Regions from separate parts of the Homo sapiens genome. Here region 2 is linked to region 1. The links are chromatin contacts, found by Hi-C or POLR2A ChIA-PET in ENCODE. All regions are on one chromosome and are shown on one strand. Each heading gives the region's core, a stretch centred on a gene start or an enhancer-like site at or near the end of the contact. The rest is flanking DNA. Distances are from core to core; before and after follow the strand shown. Region 1 has its middle 130 kb from the start of LINC00581. Region 2 has its middle 5.1 kb from the start of SOX4.

What was found. Hi-C counts contacts between places; a loop is a spot of excess contacts on that map. ChIA-PET counts read pairs that join two places held with the same protein, here RNA polymerase II (POLR2A). Pooled maps may share reads with other maps.
Region 2: a loop to region 1 is called in a map of PC-9, with 3 times the contacts of the local background. The contact joins two enhancer-like sites. A Hi-C loop is called at or near these places in 6 of 168 maps with a recorded cell type or tissue (Caco-2, Calu3, HepG2 and 3 more), 2 of 37 single-sample maps with no recorded cell type and 5 of 50 pooled maps. POLR2A ChIA-PET finds 5 or more read pairs at or near these places in 9 of 52 experiments (A549, GM10248, HEK293 and 6 more).

What each region holds. Positions count from the first base shown.
Region 1 is chr6:21,381,993-21,385,753 of GRCh38, forward strand. No RefSeq gene overlaps it. Among named protein-coding and RNA genes, the nearest start is that of LINC00581, 130 kb to the right of the region's middle. Within about 2 kb of position 2,424, at least 2 of the 41 ENCODE cell types and tissues checked have a DNase peak (open chromatin) inside an H3K27ac peak, as active enhancers do; they include PC-9, where a contact is called at or near this core.
Region 2 is chr6:21,586,927-21,590,292 of GRCh38, forward strand. No RefSeq gene overlaps it. Among named protein-coding and RNA genes, the nearest start is that of SOX4, 5.1 kb to the right of the region's middle. RefSeq lists enhancers at 1-213, 854-1,511, 2,279-2,378, 2,389-2,438 and silencers at 209-268, 409-488. Within about 2 kb of position 1,950, at least 38 of the 41 ENCODE cell types and tissues checked have a DNase peak (open chromatin) inside an H3K27ac peak, as active enhancers do; they include PC-9, where a contact is called at or near this core.

The DNA.
Region 1 (3,761 bases), core at 1,174-3,673:
CAGGGTGCAGTCCTAGGCAGGAAGGCTTCAAAATCAGTCTCCTTTGTACAAGGCAGAGACACTTCCATTTGGGATCTGCTAGACTAGTTTTGAATCCTCCCGATAATAATCATGGCCCCAAAAGAAATCAACTGGAACTTCGAGAGATTTCTGCCCCCTTTCCCAACTCTTGCTGAACCGGTTAGTAAATGGTCGTATAAGCAATAAAGATATTAATATGCTTAAGAGTTGAATGGAGAATTGCTGTTGCATGGCAGAAGGAGTGTTCATGTTATGGCTCCCTGATTTATTTTTTCTTATTTTCATTTACATCTGTACTGCTCTTGAAGTGGCAGCAACATACATTCAATAGATTAATGTCAAGAATACAAGGCCAGGCACGGTGGCTCATAACTGTAATCCCAACACTTGGGGAGGCTGGGGCAGGTGGATTGCCTGAGCTCACGAGTTCAAGAACAGCCTGGGCAACATGGCGAAACCCAGTCTCTATGGAAAAAAAAAAAAAAAAAAAAAAAAGCTGGGTGTGGTGGTGCATGCCTGTTGTCCCAGTTACTCAGGAGGCTGAGGTGGGAGTATCACTCGAGCCCACAAGGCGGAGGCTACAATGAGCTGAGATTGTGCCACTGCACGAATAGAAAAGAATACAGTAGATTGGTTTAAATGGATCCCTCTCGTCTTAATCAGATCATAGCTGTGTGGGAAAGAAATTAAGCTATTAATAACTCAAGAATTTGGACAAGACTTACCTAGAGGGGAGTGACTGACAAACAAGACATTTTGCTTTTGCTTTTAGTCATAAATAATGCAGATTTCTGTGTGTTACTATGAGACTCTCACACCTCCCTCTAAGCATAAAGCTGACCGTAAACAACCTGTGGGAAGCCGCTTGTGGTTTCAGTGGATACCCACACTCTTCTATCCGTGATTTTAAAATACAAAGATGTATTAGTTTGCTAAGGCTGCTGTCATAAAATACCACAAACTGTGTGGCTTCAACAACAGAAATGTATTGTCTCACAGTTCTGGAGGCTGGAAGTCTGAGATCAAAGCGTTATGGGATCTGTTCCTTTCGGGGCCGGTGAGGGCGAATGCGTTCCAGGCTTCTCCCCTGGCTTCCGGTGGTTTGCTGCCCATCGTTGTTGTTCCTTGGCTGGTAGAGGCATCACCCGGATCCCTGCCTTCATCCTCACAAAATGATCTCCCTGTGTGCCTGAGACCGTATTCAAATTTCCCCTTTGTATAAGGACAGCAGTCAGATTGTAGTAGTGCCCTCCCTAATGACCTCATTCTAACTTGATTACCTCCACACCAACTCTGTCTCTAAATACAGTCACAATTAGGGTGGGAGACACAATTCAAACCATAACAAAAGAGTTGGCCTCTTGATTTAGGAGCTGATGAGCTAGTTTATAGATTGTATAGGCTCTTGATTTCTCCTTTGCCCTTTTTTTTTTTTTTTTTTTTTTTTTTTTTTTTTTTGCTGCCTAGTTTTGTGTAAGAAAAGTTAGATAAAGAAAAGGGGAAAGATGAAGTTGAAGCCGTGGTCTCTCACACTGTTGCACTGAGCTTTGGTATCAGGCCGGGGGTCAAAATGCGGCTTTTAGTTCGTGGTGTGTGCAGATGGCCTCTTGTCACAGTCGTAGATACACAGTGGTGGCTGCATTAAGTCTAGAATGCCAGACCTAATTACAAATGACAGTGATGAAGTCAGGATTGTAATCCAATTTAAAATGGGGACCCACAATATACAATATATCCCAGCGATGCTCACTGCTGTGCGATTCAATCATTTGACAGCTTCATCCAGTGTGCGGCCACGGCTGGTATTGCTTTAGGCTGTAAGGGTGTGAAGAAGGAGACCTCAGGGGACCCCCGACTCCATGGGGCAAAGCTGGGGCATCCCTACCCGGAGGCGCAGGGCCCAGGACAGTGCTGACGTACTGTCTGTGTCTGTGCTTGCTATAGATTGTGGCGCGTTGAGCACATGGGGACAGAGCTGACTGGCTTCCTATTAACCAACATTTTTACTCACGGGTCAGAAGGTGATGCGGCTCTTATAGAAACTCACCCCACACATCCCCACACCATTTTTTCTTCTCACCCATTCTCAAGACCTCACCCATGTGAGACATGTCTACTTTTCTCCATCTTCCCATCTCAGTAACTTATTTTAAGATAAATCATTTTAACAGCTTTCTCCTAGGGAAATTATTCTGAAATTTCGAGCAACAGCGTTTTTCCAGAACATTCTAAGACTCAGCAGTAACTTTTTAAGGGGGAAGACGTTTTAAAAAGAAATTTCATTTTACTAACTGCCACACTGCATAGCTTTTCTAGGGCTGTGGTTAGATTTACGGGAGAGAGGCACCAGAGTGGATTACAACACAGGACTGACCTTTTACCACCCGGCTGAAGCTCGAAAAACAAAACCAAATCCCATCTTACTAACCATACCTGCGTCTTTTCTGGGAAATACCCCAGAATACAAGTTTGTTTGTTTTTTAAGATGGTTTTCCTTCCCTGAGAGAACAATCCTGAAACTTAAGTCAATAAAGTTCTCATGCTACATAAGCATTTTGCCTCCTCGGGTCAGACTTGAGGCCTTTTCCCCCCTTTCTTCTCGAACATACATCAAGTGCCTTAGATCACGGTGCATCCTAGGCAGGTTATGCCATTTTAATCTCATAAATATGAAAATAAAAGACATAATCAGAGCAAAAACAGGACTTTTTATTTTTAAACCAAAGGAAGCCAAAATAGCAACAGAGAAGAAAGGAAATTAATTAGGACCGTCTCTGGGGCCAAGGTGCATTTGCCCTAGTTCTTTTTTTACTTTTCCCACTGTTTTTCTTCCTCCCCATTCCACAGCACTCAGCATCTTCTATCTTGTCTCCCTTGGTGTAGCTCTAGTGTTCTAATTCTATCCCATCTTCTTCTACTGAAATAATGAACTTTTTAAAGAGAAAATTAAGTGAATGTCTTTGTAGCAATGAACCTCCCCCTCTCGAGAATAAAAGGGAGCTTTGGAGATAAGGCAATGCTTAACCCAGTGAACGAATTGCTTACTGATGGGGTCAGGTCAGGTGGGGCCAGGGTGGCAGAGCTGACTCTGCCTACTGATATCGGCCATGTTAAGAATAATAGCTAATATATACTCAACATCTATTACCTGGCTTATATGTTAGCTTGTTTCTATTTTATAACAGCCCTGAAATGTAAAATGGTTTTATTTTATTTATTTATTTTTTTCCTTTTCTTTTTTTGAGACGGAGTCTCGCCCTGTCGCCCAGGCTGGAGTGCAGTGGCGCGACCTCGGCTCACTGCAAGCTCCGCCTCCAGGGTTCAAGCCATTCTCCTGCCTCAGCCTCCCGAGTAGCTGGGACTACAGGCGCCCGCCACCACGCCTGGTTAATTTCTTTGTATTTCTAGTAGAGACGGGGTTTCACCGTGTTAGCCAGGATGCTCTCGATCTCCTGACTTCGTGATCCGCCCGCCTCGGCCTCCCAAAGTGCTGGGATTACAGGCTTGAGCCACCTCGCCCGGCCAAAATGGTTTTATTTTACAAGAGAGGAACTGGAGGGTAAAACGGAATTAATTTCGTTGGCAACCTTGTTAGAGTTGGAAAGAGAACCCAGGTCTTTTTGACCCAAACATTCATCATCACCCTATAGCTAGTAATGATGGGAAGAGAACCAAGAGAACAGGGAGGCAGAGATCACTTAGTGCACTTGAAACAGAGTTATTTAAGATTCAGAATGTGG
Region 2 (3,366 bases), core at 700-3,199, 200 kb after region 1:
GAGGATGCGCTCGGCACACAGTAGGAGCACCATAAACGTTGATTGACTGAGTTCATTGAGGCGGTTGACGCCAGGCCATCCACTCCCACGCGGTACTCTTATCTTTCTCCAGGCCCACACCCCTGGCCCGAGAGGCGGTAGCTGGGAGCAGATGGCGAGTCCCGGGTGCCAGGTGTACTGCACTCCAGGCGCGGTCTGGGGCACTGGGTTCTACGGTCCCTGCCCCACCCCTCCCATCCCTATGAGTTCCCCCAAAGCTGTCTGCGCCAAGTGTGACGTCTGACTACGGCGGGAACATGGGAGGGGAAGGGCTGGAAGAAAGGAGATCGGTTGCCTGGCGAGGGGGCCCGTGCGTCCTACAGTCGCTACCCGCCACGCACGCGTCCCTCTCCTCCTGACCCGCGTCACTTAGCAGCCAATGCGGTCTCCGTGCCTTCCCACTTCCCCGCAATCAAGCGCCTTTCTTCCTCCGCCTCCCCTCTTTCTGTTATCTGACATTTTGCTCTGCTTCCCTCTGCCCACTCCCCAGCGGGATTCCCTCCCTGGCAGACGCGCGCGCCCCAGCCCGCCCTCGCACAACCTCCAATAGCAGGTCAACTGGCTTGTAACGCTGGCTTAGGGTTGCTCTTGAAGTGTTTTTCCAAAAGCGAAATCACCCGCTTTCCCCCACGGGGCTAAAACTGTAATTGCAACAACGGGCTGTTGCGTTGGGGGTGGGAAGCCCGTCGGGCGTGCCCCACCTAGACCGCCTGCTGGGGCCACTGGGGTGGTTTTGCCGCCCCCTCAACCCCTGCCACCCCGGGTCGAGTAGGCAGCTCCACCCGGACGCTTGCGCCAGGGCCTGACTGCCGCGGCTGCCAGCGGAAAGGCAGAGACCAGCTGATCCAAGGAGGACAAAGCGAGCCGAGACCTTCCGCAGAGCTTGGCTTCCTCGTAACTGCGCCCAGGGCGCAGCCTCTCCCTGTTAACTACCTGCCATATGTTCCCTTCTCTCAGACCCGAAACCGCCTCCTACAGGTGCTGGGGACTGAATCTGGAGCTTCGGGCGCGGCCCTTGACAAGGGCGCCTGGCACCCTGGGGCGCCTCCGTGGCCCTCGCAAACTCAGAGAGCCCCCACCGTCCAGTCTTTCCTGCACGAGCGAGGGATCGAGGGAAGGCGCCAATGCACGTCTGTCCCTCCGTGATCCGCGCAGAAGGGACGCTTGAAGACTGGGGTGCAATGAATTGTCGACTTCCCTCAGCTCTCAGCCCTTTTCCTCCCCCCGCGCGCCGTGCACGCGCAGCCTGCTCTGCCCTTCTGAAAGAGACGCTGCAGCTGCGCTCTCAATGGGGCCTCAGCCTGCGGGGTCCGGGGAGGGGATGAAGTGGGTGGTTGCCCAGCCGGTGTACGAAGGTCGTGTGCCTGCCGAAGAGTGGGTCCCACACGCACAGCGCGCGCCGTACCAACCAAGCAAGGCTCACAGAGAGCATTTAGTCGTCCAGAGCAAAGGATGCTGGGCACTCAAGAGAGCAGGGGGCCAAGTGGCTGTCAGTTCTGGTCAGTGACGGAACTGGACAGCATCTCCAAGGGCCAGGGGATGGGGTAGGAGGACGGAGGAGCCAAGCTCCTGGGAAACGACCCCCCCAACCTATCCGCGACCGGTTGCAAATTCAAAGGAGGGCTGGGAGCCCGCGAGGGTGCGGGAGGTGTCCTCGCTTGGGCTGCGTCTGCGCCCGCGTTTGTGTGTGTGTGCGCGCGCGTGTCTTCAGCTCCTTCCCCGGTCGTAAAACCTAAACGGAAGACGGGTGTTAAAATGCTGCTGACAGGATCGCCTGAAACATGTTTACAGTAGGAAGGACTTTCCTCCAGAAAGCACAGTCTGAGTCGATTCCAATTTATTTCCTCCCTGTAACTGTAAGCGAAAGGAGAGGTTCGGCTGCCGCGGCGGAGCGAGGCTGAGCACCATTAATCCTTGGCGAGCTTAAGCCAGGGAGAGCGCCGTGCCTGCGAGACCGAGTCGCTGCGCTCCGGAAGGCGTTCTGCCTGAAGGAAACCTCTTTTTTTTTTTTTTTTTTTTTTTTTTTTTTTGAGTAGGGAGTGGCCTTTGCACTGGAGTCCTTAAGTAAGGCGCGTCGTTTCTCTGCAGCCGCTCTCGGAAGCCGGAGAAACTGCATTCACTTTAGCAAGAAGACAGGGAAACTGAAATTGATAATCCCCCGAGTTGGGTTACCTGATCCAGACAGGAAGCTGGTCTAGGCTTCCCCCGTCACCCGGAGCTCCTGACAAGTGAGCAGGAGGCGGCGGGTGGTTGCCCTAAACTTTGATTTATGAAAAAAAATCAGAATTCATCGACATACCCTGTTACTCGTTGAGCGTTTAAGCCTCTAACTAAAGAAGGTACAGTGGTAGGGAGTGGTAGGGGGGTCGGGAGAGGAGGAAGGGGGAGAAGAAAGAAGACTGACTATCCCCACGATTTCCTACCTCGCCTCGCGGGCGCAGGGAGGCTCAGCGATGCCACCTGGCGGCTGCTTCTCCCCAGATTGGGAGCCGGCTGGCTGCAGACAAACCCAGGCTCTCCCCGGGTGCCGTGCCTCTGCCTCTAGAATAGAAGCAGAAGCCTGTATTCATGCTTGCAATCCAAGTGGCCCTGCAAACATTCGTCTTCTGCTTGTTTTCTTGAGAAAATCGAAGGAAAGGAATAATGAGTTGGCATTGGCATGAACAGCTTAAGCCTACTGTGTGCTAGTCACTGGTTATGAGAGGAAAATGGTACAATTGTTAGAAATGCAGGTTTCTTAACTCTTAGCTTATTCTAGTGATAAAAATAAATGCTAGGTTTCATTTACCCCAGAATCCTATTTTGATATTTTGCAAATATGAGTTATTTCCATATATTATTTTTCAATGCACGCACCCCCACCCCCATTACGCGCTGAGCCCAGTTACAATGCAATGTCATCAGCCCAAAAGGATGAAGTGCAAGTTATGTTTGTCTACTTGACTGAGAAGTAAATCAGCCTCACATGGAGGCTTCTTTTCCATAAAGTGTGGAACCAAAAAAACTGGCGCCTTTCAGTTGACAAAGGCCAATGACATCAGATTTCCCAGGGCTTCTTCCTTGTCAGGTAAAGTAACAACTACACAGTTTTTCCTCCTCTTTATTTTATTTGAACTGAATACTTGTCAGGTCTGACTAGCGCCTACAATCATAGTTTCTATAACCAAGGCAAGGCAAAATCTTGCAAATCAGTGCAAATCCAGATTTGTTAAACTAATTTCCATTCAGGTCCCTCCCTCCATGCCAAAGGAATATATTAAGCAGTGGAATAGAATCTTATTTCATCTATGCCCCATACCATTGTATGGATGTGAGATTTTATGTTGT